Linked DNA regions of Homo sapiens: all the other regions are linked to region 4. A link is a contact called in ENCODE Hi-C or POLR2A ChIA-PET data. All regions are on one chromosome and are shown on one strand. Each heading gives the region's core, a stretch centred on a gene start or an enhancer-like site at or near the end of the contact. The rest is flanking DNA. Distances are from core to core; before and after follow the strand shown.

Region 1 (2,700 bases), core at 125-2,624, 3.3 Mb before region 4:
CTTTAGCCTCCCAAAGTGCTAGGATTACAGGCGTGACCCACTGCGCTCAGCCATCTCTAAATCTTAATATGTACTACAGCAAACATGATAGAATTAACGGCTAATATTTGATTAGTAACCTCTGCAAAAAATCAGATAGGACTTTAAAAGACACCTCTGATTCTTATATATTCCATTATTTTACAACTTCTCCCTCACAAACCCTTTCACAGGAGCGTCTAAGAGATATTACACAGGAAAATTAAATGGATTACATTTCATCTCATTTTATTTTACAGACAACCTGATTATCAGCCAATATGTGGCTCAATATCATTGGGAGAAAAAACTGAGAGGCTTGATAATTCGCTCCTTAACCAAATGTTATCGCAAGGGAAAAAAAGACAAACAAAAATCCTGTATACAAAATTCAATGAATAAATCAACAAGATTCTTCATAAGTAAACAAGATTCTAACTTCATAAATATTATTCCTCATAAACAAGATTCTAGGTATGGTTTAAAAACACTTTTGGTATTTGAATTTCTTTCAAGCATTCTTTAAAAAATTTCCCAGAGTACTCATAAGAAGCAATCTTCCTCCTAACGCCCAAGCAGTAACAGCAACTGTTAATGCAACAGGTGAAAAAATCGTTGGCATCTCTTTCTCAAAAGAAAGGGGAAAGCTTTATTTTCACAATAGATGTTTTTACAGGAATGCTAAACGCAGCACAACCTTTGATAAGGATTCTTAAATGGTCTACATTTTTGTTCTATTTTTATGCATCTCGAAACAACCCTATTAATATAATTTGGCTCTTATAAATATAACAAATTGATCACCTTTTCTCAGACATAATTAAGAAGGCTTTGACAGGTTGAAGATTCAGCCCCAGGTTGACACTCTAAAAGGAAATAAACACACTCAGTACACATCTGATTTAAAAGCATTTAAATAAGAATCGGGAGTAGGAAAGGCAAAGATTGAATTCTCTATCAGAGCACCATGCTCAACTCTCCGGGGACACGGAGACCAGTGAAAGAAGCGCAAAAGTACGGTGAGGACTCTCAGAAATCGCATTCCCCCGGGACACCCGGCCCACGCTCGTCGGTCACTACGCTATCAGCCTCCGCGCTCTCGGACTCCAGCAGCCCCGACACGCCGCCCAGGAGAGGGCCGGGCAGGCCGAGCACCCCGGCCCGCGCTCCCGCCACCAGCGCACCCATGATGTACTCACGGAGAGGGGTACGCAGAACCGCCCGTCCCGCCGGAGCCGACACCCGGAGCAGTGCAAATCAACTCCCCCAGCCTAGCGGCGCGTGCGCGAAGTGAGGCGGCCACGCAGCCACCTAACCCGCCAGCGACCCGTGTCCTGAAAGCAAGCCGCGGCTCTGTGCCGCAGTGCGGACAGCGCGCCGCCTGCTGACGTCAGCGCCTGCCTACGCCGCCGTTCCCATGGCGACCGATGCGTCCCGCGCTCTAGGCGAAGACCGCGGCCCCGTCCCCGCGCCTCCACCGCCTTCTTCCAGGAGGAGGGGCCGTGCGGCGCCTGCCCGGGGGCCCTCAGGCCGCAGGCGGGCGCGAGCTTCAGGGAACTTAGGGGGCTCCCGCCTCCCCGGCCACGCGAGCGGGAACAGTCTCCTCCACTCGGAGCGGTAAGGGACCCGGAAATGCGCGGGTGCCCCTACAGAGTCTTGAGTTTTCCCCGCCCTCACCTCCGAAAATGCTCTTTTCGCCTTAGAATTGTAGCTAGCGCAGGGAAAAACTGACTGGGCAAAGGAAAACTGGGGAGGCTGTCATGGAAGCCGCCCAGAATAAGAAAATGAATGAATGAGGCAAAGAAACAGATTTGTCACTCCCCACGCGATCGCGCCCACAAAAGAAAACATGGTTTTAAGGCGTGGAAAATGAAGTTGTACTACAGACAAAATTTTAAGAAAAAATTATCCACTGTTCCTTTAGAGCTATCTCCCTGTGTGTGAAAAACAAAACAAAAGTTAAAACGCCATCCTTTTCTACACCTAATGCTCCCTCCCACTTTTCTGATTTCTGCCACAGGCGCCATCTTCAGCTCTGAGTCACCAGGGCTGGAAAAATACTAGATGCGCTACTCGTGGACTCGTGAATACACTCGTGAATACAGGCCATTTCCTGTACCTACAGCCACCCGCTGTAAGCTGTTGCTTCATTTGTACAGTAAGAGTTTATGGAGGCCAGCTTTTCCATTCTTACTGACATTGCCACACCTTACAAACTATATGTCTTGTGCTTCCCTAAATCCTGTGAGGAAGCAACGAGAAAGATTACTAATCCAATGCGTACCGAACTGAGCTGTTCAACTTTCCGTTCTAAACATACTCTCCTAGATTTCTATCTTGCTGTAAGCCACCACAATCCTCCCAGTGTTTTAGTAAGAACAGTAGAGTATCCTAAATGCATCTTATGCCAAAGCATATCCATTCTCTCTTTTTAACTTCCTCAGATGGGCCCTTTACCAGTTCTCTGACTCCAGTTTGACTCTTAAATTCTCCACACTGCTATCAGAATGACCTGACTAAAAATGTAAATCGGATAATGGCACTCTCCTGCTGAAAATTTTTGAAAGGCAATCTGTAAGAGAAAATGATTACTTTGCCTAGGATACAAGATTCTCCATCTCCCTGACTAGTTTCATCTCTCGTTAGCTTCTTGTTCCAATTTTATGCAATATTGAATCATGT
Region 2 (2,700 bases), core at 56-2,555, 4.7 Mb after region 4:
AAAGAATTTCTAGACCTCTCTGGCTTTGACATTTTTTGTCTCTTAATTGTATTATAAACACCTAGGGATGTGATTCCATAGTTTACGTCCTCCTACACAGGATTAAGGAGGCAGCTGCTTCTTGGGTTTTAGCATATACAAGTTTCTTCAAGGTCTTAAAGGAAAAAAAGTACTTGTTAGGAGGGCTACATGTCACTGGGCAACAGGAACTTTTCAGCTTCATTATAATCCTATAGCACCACCGCTGTATATGTGGTCCTATAAGATTATAATGGAGCTGAAAAGTGCTAGCGAGCTTCTTAACTGGGATAAAAGTTTGTTTGTAAACGTATGTAAATGTATTTACATGTGCTAGCCCAGGGTCAACCTAAAAGGTAGCGAAAGTGTTTAGCCCAGAAGTCTACATAGAAACTAGGGTTGTCTACCTCCATACCACCCTGAATGTCCCCCGATCTCGGAAGCTAAGCAGGGTCAGGCCTGGTTAGTACTTGGATGGGACAATAGGGCTAAGGTGAGTAGATTTAATGCTCCAGGATAACGACCTTTACCGACAGGTCATTGTGTGGCACGTGGCTGTATGTAGTTATTAAAATGTAAATACATATATTTACAAACAAACTTTTTTTCCCAGTTAAGAAGCTCGCTAGCACACAGCATTCTGTTGAAAGCCCCCTTTATTTCGCAGTCCTGAAGGGAGTGAGGGAAGGAAGTAAAAGGGCAGAGGAAATAATGAATGAATGCGAGACGCCGATTGTACAGGGACTTGTTTCCATACTGCTCTCTACCAGAAACGTTCTCAGTTTCCTTCCTTCTGCTGGACATGTTCCAAGGGCCAAAACCTCAAATAATGTGACTTTGTAGATTGGAGAGTGTGTGACCACAGAAAGGAAAGGGAGGCAGCACGTGCCAGCCGGCGACAGAATGTTAAGTCTGCAGCATACTCCACCGCAATGAAACAAATAATTTGTGTATTTCCTCCCCTTCCTTCGCCCAGAGCCACTGTGAGAATGGGCTACAGAAAGTTTCGAGGCAGTAAAGCCAGTTGTTCACCCAGAACATCTGACTGCCATAAAAATTATGGTGACGAGAAAGAACGTTTGCTCAAATGCCGGGGTCGGGTTGAGGGCTGGAGAAAGGTCCCACCCCGCAGCATCTACCTCCCGGGCTCCTCACCATGTGCATCGCCTCCTCCATCCACTTTTCGGTCTCCTCTGCCGACACCGAGCACGCGCCGCTTGCAGCTGGCTTGGGTGCCGCCTTCGCCTCCATACCCAGCCACCACTCAGCTACAGAGCCCGCGGCAGAGGAGGAGCGCGGGCAGCGGAACGCGGCGGGCCCGGGACCCCGTTTCCGGGGGTAGTCTAATGAAAAGGCACTCGGGAGCTATTTCTGAACGGACCTGGGCTTGTCGGACCAGTGAGCGGCGGCGGCTGCGCGGCGGCAGCGGCAGAAAGCGTAGCTGCTTTGCTGTAGTCCACGCCCCCTTGCCGCTCCGGTGACAGTCTCTGCGGAAAGTCACGTTTGTGATTTCGGGAGAGCACAGAACGGGACGACGGCGCTCTTGCTGGGTCATCTGGGCCAGGTGACGAAGAAACAGTTTCCTGGTGAAGCAGTCCCTCACCCCTAGTCAGCCCACACCCCTAGGGCCTAAAGATGCTGAGGTCTGTATGGAATTTTCTGAAACGCCACAAAAAGAAATGCATCTTCCTGGGCACGGTCCTTGGAGGTGGGTGACAACGTGCTTGAAAGGGGGCATTGGGAGAAGGGGGTGGGAGAGGTGACTTCTTCTAAAATAAGGACAGGCCGGGCGATCCTAGTCTGGGATATGTAGAGGGAGTTCGATCAACCATGGGATGAAAAGGGAGGTGGCCAACCTCCAGGGTTCTCCCATCTCTGCAGTTGAGAAATGCCTCTGTGCCCTTTGCCCTGTCACCGACTCTTAACTCTGTTTCTCACCTATCCTTTTTTCTCACGGACCTTTGGAGAACTCATCACAGTTTAAGTTTCTGTTTCAAGGCACCATTCTCTTACAGGAACTTTTTAAAAAAAATTCTGCTTTCCTGTGAGATTCTGCATTTCTCCTTGGCACTCTTGATACTTTGGCTCTCACCCTTCTCAGGAGTTTAATAATAATCTAGGGAAGTTACCTATAGGCTGCACTTCGGGTGGTGGTTAAAGTCGATTTGAATTTTTGAAAACAGCGCAGTTGTCCTAAAGGACTGAAAGATATGGATTAGATAAAGAAAAACAAATCAATATTTTAGCTCTGTTTCTGCCATTTTAGAATACAAACTATGGCAGTAAGAAAAATGCTTGAGGGATGTTGTGCAATCTTCCTCAGGATCTTCAAGGTTGGGATCATTGTAATCTAGCTGACATAACTGAGTTGCACAGGCCCAGAGGAGATTTAGAAACAGATAAGATAAAAATCTTGAGACGCTTTTCCCTCATACAATGCTCATGTGATAATATTCAGGGATTTGAAGGAGGGAATAAAAGTTTTGTGAATTATATGAAAAGGACATCTAGGAACTATAAAAGAGGAAATTTGTTAGAACTTGAGTTTTTGAGAAATAGTCTCATCACTTATTACATGCTATGTTTACAAAAGTACTTAAAATCAAGAACAGAGTTTCCCAAAGAATTTGGTTGGCTTTTCTCTTAGTATTAGATTGTATTCTGTTCTCCCCAAACAATTTG
Region 3 (2,700 bases), core at 71-2,570, 4.8 Mb before region 4:
CTTCTCTTTTAAAAAGGCAGTGGCATTTTCATTTTTTTCATCTGATTCCCACCAATCAGAGGCCAGGTACCCATGAACCCGGCTCGGCGTGGTCTTTTAATAATTAAATCAGGGCTGCCATTGACCTCAACTAACGCCAGGGGCTTCTGACTGCAGCCGAGCTCTGGTGGAAAGGCCGATGCCGGCCTGAGAGTGGGAAACGTGGGGCCGGGAGCCGGGGGCTTCCGCGCGGCGTGGCGTGGCGTGGCGTGGCGTGGCGCCCTCAGGGCCGTTACGCGATTTTCGCTCCCGCGGGCAGCGCCTCTCAGGCCACTCCCGAGGGACCCCGAGGACGCACTCGGGCCCCAGGGCGACGGTTCAAACGGGCCATTGTGCGCCCCCGGGGTCCCCCGGCCCCTGCAGGGCTACTTGGGCGCAGAGCCGCGGAGGGTCTCCGTTCCTAGAGGTCCTCCTATCCCGGGCTGCCTGAGTCCTCGCCAGCATCCGCCCTCTCCCACTCCCATCCTTCCTGGATCCGCCTCTCGGTTCCCGAGGGACAGTCCCGACCGCAAACCCACGTAGAGTAAGGAATGTGGGACAGGCGACAGAAGTGGCATACGGTCCTGCGTTATCCCTCCGTCTCGCCACACCTTGTGTCTCCATCTCTCCCCACTTCCTTCCCTCCGTCTGTCATCTGTCATCCCCGGTCGCTCTAAGACCAGGATTCCAATTCGCCTAGTGAGGAATCTCACTAGGGGAATTTATCGCGACATCATAAATTAACGGGTTCATTTTGACTGAAAAAGCGAAGGACTTTTTTCAGGCAGAAAACAAGTCTCGTCTGGACGGTAAGGACTAGCTTTAGCAATTATATAATGGGGGGTGGGGAGGACCTTTTGTATAAATTTAATGAGCTGATGAGAAAGTTCTACGGTTTTGACAAAAAAGTCCACCTAAATATTCGACTGTATGCCAGAAATTACTACACGTTTAGATATCAACTAAAAATATACAAAGGATACACGGTGTTTTCAGAACCCTTTCAAGCGGTTCTTAAACAAAAAAGTCTAGTCCGATGCCCATTAGCGCCGCCCCCATCCCACCTCTTACCTCCCACCGAGCCCAGCGGGTGGGCAGGAGGGGCCTGATTTGGGGACCAGGAAGGAGGAAGGAAGGGTGGGGGCGGGGGACGGGGAAAGTGACGGGAGCAGTGAGAGCCGGAAATGAGTGGCTAGCGAGGCACCCAGGAGCGCCCTGTCCGGCGGCGCTCTAGCCCTCGCGCACTGTCTCTATGCTCCCCAGCGTCTAGTCTATTTATTGTCGCGGGGAAGCTGCGGCCGCCTCGCACCCGGAACAACAAAGCAAGGAAGACGGAGTCCGAGCCTCGGGGGCTCCTAGCAACGGGCCGGGGCGGGAGTTCCATGGAGACTGGGGAGCGCGCCCGTCTCATCCTCATCCTTGTCCTCCAGCTTCTCCTTCGCATCCGACGCAACCGGCAGCAGCGCTGCCGCCGCGTCCTCAGCCACCGCTCCCTCTTCCCACGGTAACCCCCTAGGCGACCCTGGGCACAGGGAGCGCGGGCGGCTGAGCGGCCTGAGCACCGGGTGCGGGGCGTCTGGGCGCGGGGTGGGCATGTGCGGAGCCCGGGCCAGACTTGGGGTGGGATGTGTGGGGGCGGGCGACTGGAGGGCAGCCGCTGAGGTGGGGGAAACCGGTCCGGTGGCCGAGGGAGGGCTCAGTTCTGAAGAGGACCGGGCGATATTTGGGGATCTCTTTAGGGATAACGGGTTGGGGGTGGGGCGTCCGTACCTGGGAGCGTTACCGAGCCTGGTGTAGGATAAGAAAAGAAGGGTTATCTTTCGTTTAAGCCACCACTGGGAAAGACGGGGAAAAGAGATTCCTCATCTGTCTCGGAGCCATCACCCAGGGGAAGAGGGACCGTGCAAAGATGCTAGGGGTCCGTTGCTTCTCAGAAAACTTACAGCGGCTTCTCTAATAGCTCCCAAAAAGCGGCTTCGTCGGTTTCTGATTCTGGCAATGCCGGCAGCCTCGCTTTATTTTATTATTATTTTTGACCAAAATTAGGATTGATGGAGAAGGATCTAGAACTGAAGAAGAGAAAATGAATTGTGGGTAGGGCTAAGCAGGGATGAGAGTCGGGATAAGTGATAAAAATAGCCAATAAAAGCCCTAAAAGTAAATCTAATAGGGCATGAGGGCTTAAAAAGAAAATCTCTCCTGCCGAGATGTGCATCTGCAGGCTCTGTCAATGTGCTCATTGCAATAAGACTCAAACTGCAGTCAATCCACATCTGTGAGCTCTCTGACTGCATCTGTCACCTGCAGTTCCAAAGCGACACTGGCAGTAAGTGCATGAGCTTCTGTATTTAGGGTTTAGAACAGTGCCTTAAAACTGTGACTTAAGAAAAGGGAGCAGGTTTGCGTGTGTGTGTGTAAGCAATGTGGATTCTCTGGGAAAATATAAAAAGAGACATAAGAAGGTTCAGCCATCCTGGCATAATTTCGCAGTCTCTTTGAGAAAATGGCAGTTCCTTCCTATTGAGAAGTGACTGTTAGCACTATCTGGTTGAAAGGATTATTCACAGTTTGGTATGCCCAGTGAAATATCAGTTTATGTTACCTCTTTAGTCTTACATCACAAGCTGCTTAATGGTTTTATACTTTACAAAATCATTTTGGGTGAGTAAATGAGGTTTTCCT
Region 4 (2,793 bases), core at 4-2,503:
CTCAAAAACACAGAATTTGGTGAAAAAATCAAGTTGCAGATCAATACACAAAATATAATAGCATTCATGTAAAACTTCAAATGCCCCAAACCATTCTACATATTGTTTATAATACATAGTAATAGTTTAAATATAGAAACCTAGATTGGCAAGATACATATCAAATTCATGATCCTGGTTGCCTCTCTGAGGGTGGTAGTAGAATGGGACTGAGAATAGGGAACACCTTCTTTATCTGTAATGCTCCATTTCTTTCATTCATAAATCTGTTCGTTCTGGATAGTGGGTGCGTTGTTTATTCTGTGCTTTTTTTTTTTAACATTTCAATAGTTTTGTTTTTTTTTTTTAAATGGCGGGTGGCGGAAGAACATCCTATCCTAGAAGCCAAGAGACTGGGGTTGTCTTTGCTCTGCCTTTTCTGGCATGGATACAATCTCTAGATATGGTTTCCCCATTAGCTAATGCGGGGGGTGCTATGTGGTGTTCCTCCAGAGTCCCTTCAATCTAAGGACCTGTGAATCTAAAACCTTCCCACCTCCCACTCCAACACCGGGAAGGCTACCCAGACCAGGCAATGAAACGTGCATTTCTTCCCTCATTTAAGATAGATCTCTTTCTCTCAGCCTGCAATTCCTTCTCCAGAGGCTTTAAGTATAGTGGAAGTAGAACTATCTTTGACGACAGAGAGACACCTGCATCAATTAGCCTTTCTGAGCCTCAAATTCCCCATTTGTAAAACAGAGAGTATAACACCTACCCATAAAATTGTAGAGAGGTTTAGATACACCGTTATGTGTAGGGCCCGAACAGAGTAGCTATTAATAGTGGTAACAGACTCTCAATTAGGGGCTCAACATCATGGTCGCTGAACAGAATCACGGTCGCTGAACAGAATCACACTCTTCACGCCGCCTTGGAGCCAAAATTAGTTTAGCCGCGAGAAGTCCGGGCAACCAATCGGAAACAACCAAGGAACAGTTGCATGGCGACACTCTGGTTCCGCCTTCGGGCATGCTCGAACAGCATTCTGGGAATTGTAGTTCGGGGGGGGAATCTAACACTCACCGAGGGGCGGAGTAGCTTCCGGAAAGGGTACTGCATTTCCCGTTTCTACCTCCACTGCACCCGCTTATTGCGTCTTGCTCCTGGGTCACAGAGCCTAAAACGACACACCCAACACGCCCGCCGGAGTTACAGCTAAAGGAAGGACAGGGGAAGCAATGAAATGCCGAGGGCGGAGCCAAGAGCGACACTGGGGGAGCAGGAAAAGGCGGGGCTTCCGCTTGGGGCATGGAGGCTGTACCTCTTACGTCACTTCCGTAAACAAACGGAGCTGCGGAGGAGCGGGTCCCGGGATGTGACCGGGGCTCTGCTTGTGGCTGCGGCGGTGGCTTCTGAGGCTGTCGGGTCTTTGCGGGTTGCGGAAGGGGGCCCCAATACCCTTCTTCTTCAGGTATGTAGTGGAAGCAAAGGAACCTCCGCAACCTGCCCCTTTAGGCCCTTCCCACCACTCTGGTCACTGCTGGGTACTGGGCGGTGAAGGGTCATCGCTTCGGTAGATTGGGGAAGGGGAATGAGGTGATGTCAAGAGGGATGCCCAGTGGTACTGCTTGGAGGCAAGACCTGGCACTTAAAACCACTGTGTGAATAAGTAACTATGAGCAGTTTACTTATTATGCCTTCTCTAAAACATTCTTTGCTGTTTGATATACAGGAAGGGTTTCAGTGCTCTTGTGACAGATGTAATTTTCCAAAAACGAGGAAATCGCGAGTGCTGGCTCCGCAGAATATTGTGGTTTAGACCACCACTGGTTTATTTGCATTGCTTTACTTCCTAGATTTTTTTTTCTTGTACCACCAAGTGTGTATTAGCATCGTTAAATTTCAGGCCAGCGTGTTTATGCGTATCATACATTTTTACAGATCCTTGCCTCTTCAGAGAACTAATCGTCTCTATTCAGTCATCTTTCAAACTCTCATTTAATTTGTGTTGCATGTTGAAACAACACCAGAATTATTGTTCTGTTACAAAAAATGCTTCTTAAAAGAAAAATTGTTAGCCAAGGTTTAAGTGGATTGACACCCAGTGGTATCTGGGATTAGAGACTGGGCATTGGAGCCTTTCCCAGAAAGCCTCTTCTTTGGCAGTATTGTAGCTCCAGTTGTAATTGTCTAGCGTCAGCCAATTTAAGCTCAGTGGTTTAAATTCCAGTGCCAGTGGCACTAAGTCCAGGCAAAAGGAAAAAGAAAAATTTATTGAATTCATCAAATAATTATTTTAAGCGACAGCAATGGGTTTGAATCTTTTTGAATGGTCATGGCATGCCTAAATTAAACACAGCATGCCAAAAACGGCCTAATGTTTCTAGAAGGCAATTTACAACCTGATGAGGTAGAGATAGCCATATAAATTCATCTTATGATATATGAAATAATGAAGTTAAGAAAAATTTAACACTATGCACAAATAAAGTATGGAAGGGGTTTTTTTGTTTTGTTTTGTTTTGTTTTGTTTTGTTTTTGAGACGGAGTCTCGCTCTGTCGCAGTGGCACCATCTCGGCTCAGGGCAAGCTCCGCCTCCCGGGTTCATGCCATTGTCCTGCCTCAGCCTCCTGAGTAGCTGGGACTACAGGCGCCCGCCACCACTCCCGGCTAATTTTTTGTATTTTTAGTAGAGACGGGGTTTCACCGTGTTAGCCAGGATGGTCTCGATCTCCTGACCTCGTGATCCGCCCGCCTTGGCCTTCCAAAGTGCTGGGATTACAGGCGTGAGCCCGGCCGGAAGGGTATTT

The links. Hi-C counts contacts between places; a loop is a spot of excess contacts on that map. ChIA-PET counts read pairs that join two places held with the same protein, here RNA polymerase II (POLR2A). Pooled maps may share reads with other maps.
Region 1: a loop to region 4 is called in a map of CD4-positive, alpha-beta T cell, with 8 times the contacts of the local background. The contact joins the promoter of AHI1 here to the promoter of CCDC28A-AS1 in region 4. A Hi-C loop is called at or near these places in 1 of 168 maps with a recorded cell type or tissue (CD4-positive, alpha-beta T cell) and 8 of 50 pooled maps. POLR2A ChIA-PET finds 5 or more read pairs at or near these places in 1 of 52 experiments (T-cell).
Region 2: a loop to region 4 is called in a map of CD8-positive, alpha-beta T cell, with 8 times the contacts of the local background. The contact joins the promoter of ADAT2 here to the promoter of CCDC28A-AS1 in region 4. A Hi-C loop is called at or near these places in 4 of 168 maps with a recorded cell type or tissue (CD4-positive, alpha-beta T cell, CD8-positive, alpha-beta T cell and naive thymus-derived CD4-positive, alpha-beta T cell), 1 of 37 single-sample maps with no recorded cell type and 11 of 50 pooled maps. POLR2A ChIA-PET finds 5 or more read pairs at or near these places in 1 of 52 experiments (naive thymus-derived CD4-positive, alpha-beta T cell).
Region 3: a map of B cell shows a loop between it and region 4 (33-fold over the local background). The contact joins the promoter of TBPL1 here to the promoter of CCDC28A-AS1 in region 4. A Hi-C loop is called at or near these places in 3 of 168 maps with a recorded cell type or tissue (B cell and CD8-positive, alpha-beta T cell), 1 of 37 single-sample maps with no recorded cell type and 9 of 50 pooled maps.

The regions. Positions count from the first base shown.
Region 1 is chr6:135,496,366-135,499,065 of GRCh38, forward strand. It overlaps AHI1 (Abelson helper integration site 1), which reads right to left and starts at 1,375. Exons shown (of 29, transcript NM_001134831.2): 1 at 1,218-1,375; 2 at 823-884. It overlaps AHI1-DT (AHI1 divergent transcript), which reads left to right and starts at 1,436. Exons shown (of 6, transcript NR_152842.1): 1 at 1,436-1,635; 2 at 2,039-2,152. RefSeq lists silencers at 1,086-1,145, 1,496-1,715.
Region 2 is chr6:143,449,390-143,452,089 of GRCh38, forward strand. ADAT2 (adenosine deaminase tRNA specific 2) reads right to left here and starts at 1,306. Exons shown (of 6, transcript NM_182503.3): 1 at 1,174-1,306. The coding sequence starts at 1,269. It overlaps PEX3 (peroxisomal biogenesis factor 3), which reads left to right and starts at 1,416. Exons shown (of 12, transcript NM_003630.3): 1 at 1,416-1,726. The coding sequence starts at 1,654. It also overlaps the pseudogene RNA5SP221. RefSeq lists enhancers at 312-1,294, 1,097-1,256 and silencers at 337-416, 477-556.
Region 3 is chr6:133,951,904-133,954,603 of GRCh38, forward strand. It overlaps TBPL1 (TATA-box binding protein like 1), which reads left to right and starts at 1,321. Exons shown (of 7, transcript NM_004865.4): 1 at 1,321-1,522. LOC128092253 (umcharacterized LOC128092253) reads left to right here and starts at 1,401. Exons shown (of 2, transcript NM_001414965.1): 1 at 1,401-1,522. The coding sequence starts at 1,401. RefSeq lists a silencer at 319-428.
Region 4 is chr6:138,772,450-138,775,242 of GRCh38, forward strand. CCDC28A-AS1 (CCDC28A antisense RNA 1) reads right to left here and starts at 1,254. Exons shown (of 3, transcript NR_161205.1): 1 at 1,066-1,254. CCDC28A (coiled-coil domain containing 28A) reads left to right here and starts at 1,320. Exons shown (of 6, transcript NM_015439.3): 1 at 1,320-1,453. RefSeq lists enhancers at 371-1,045, 1,046-1,719, 1,083-1,132, 1,153-1,212, 1,573-1,632.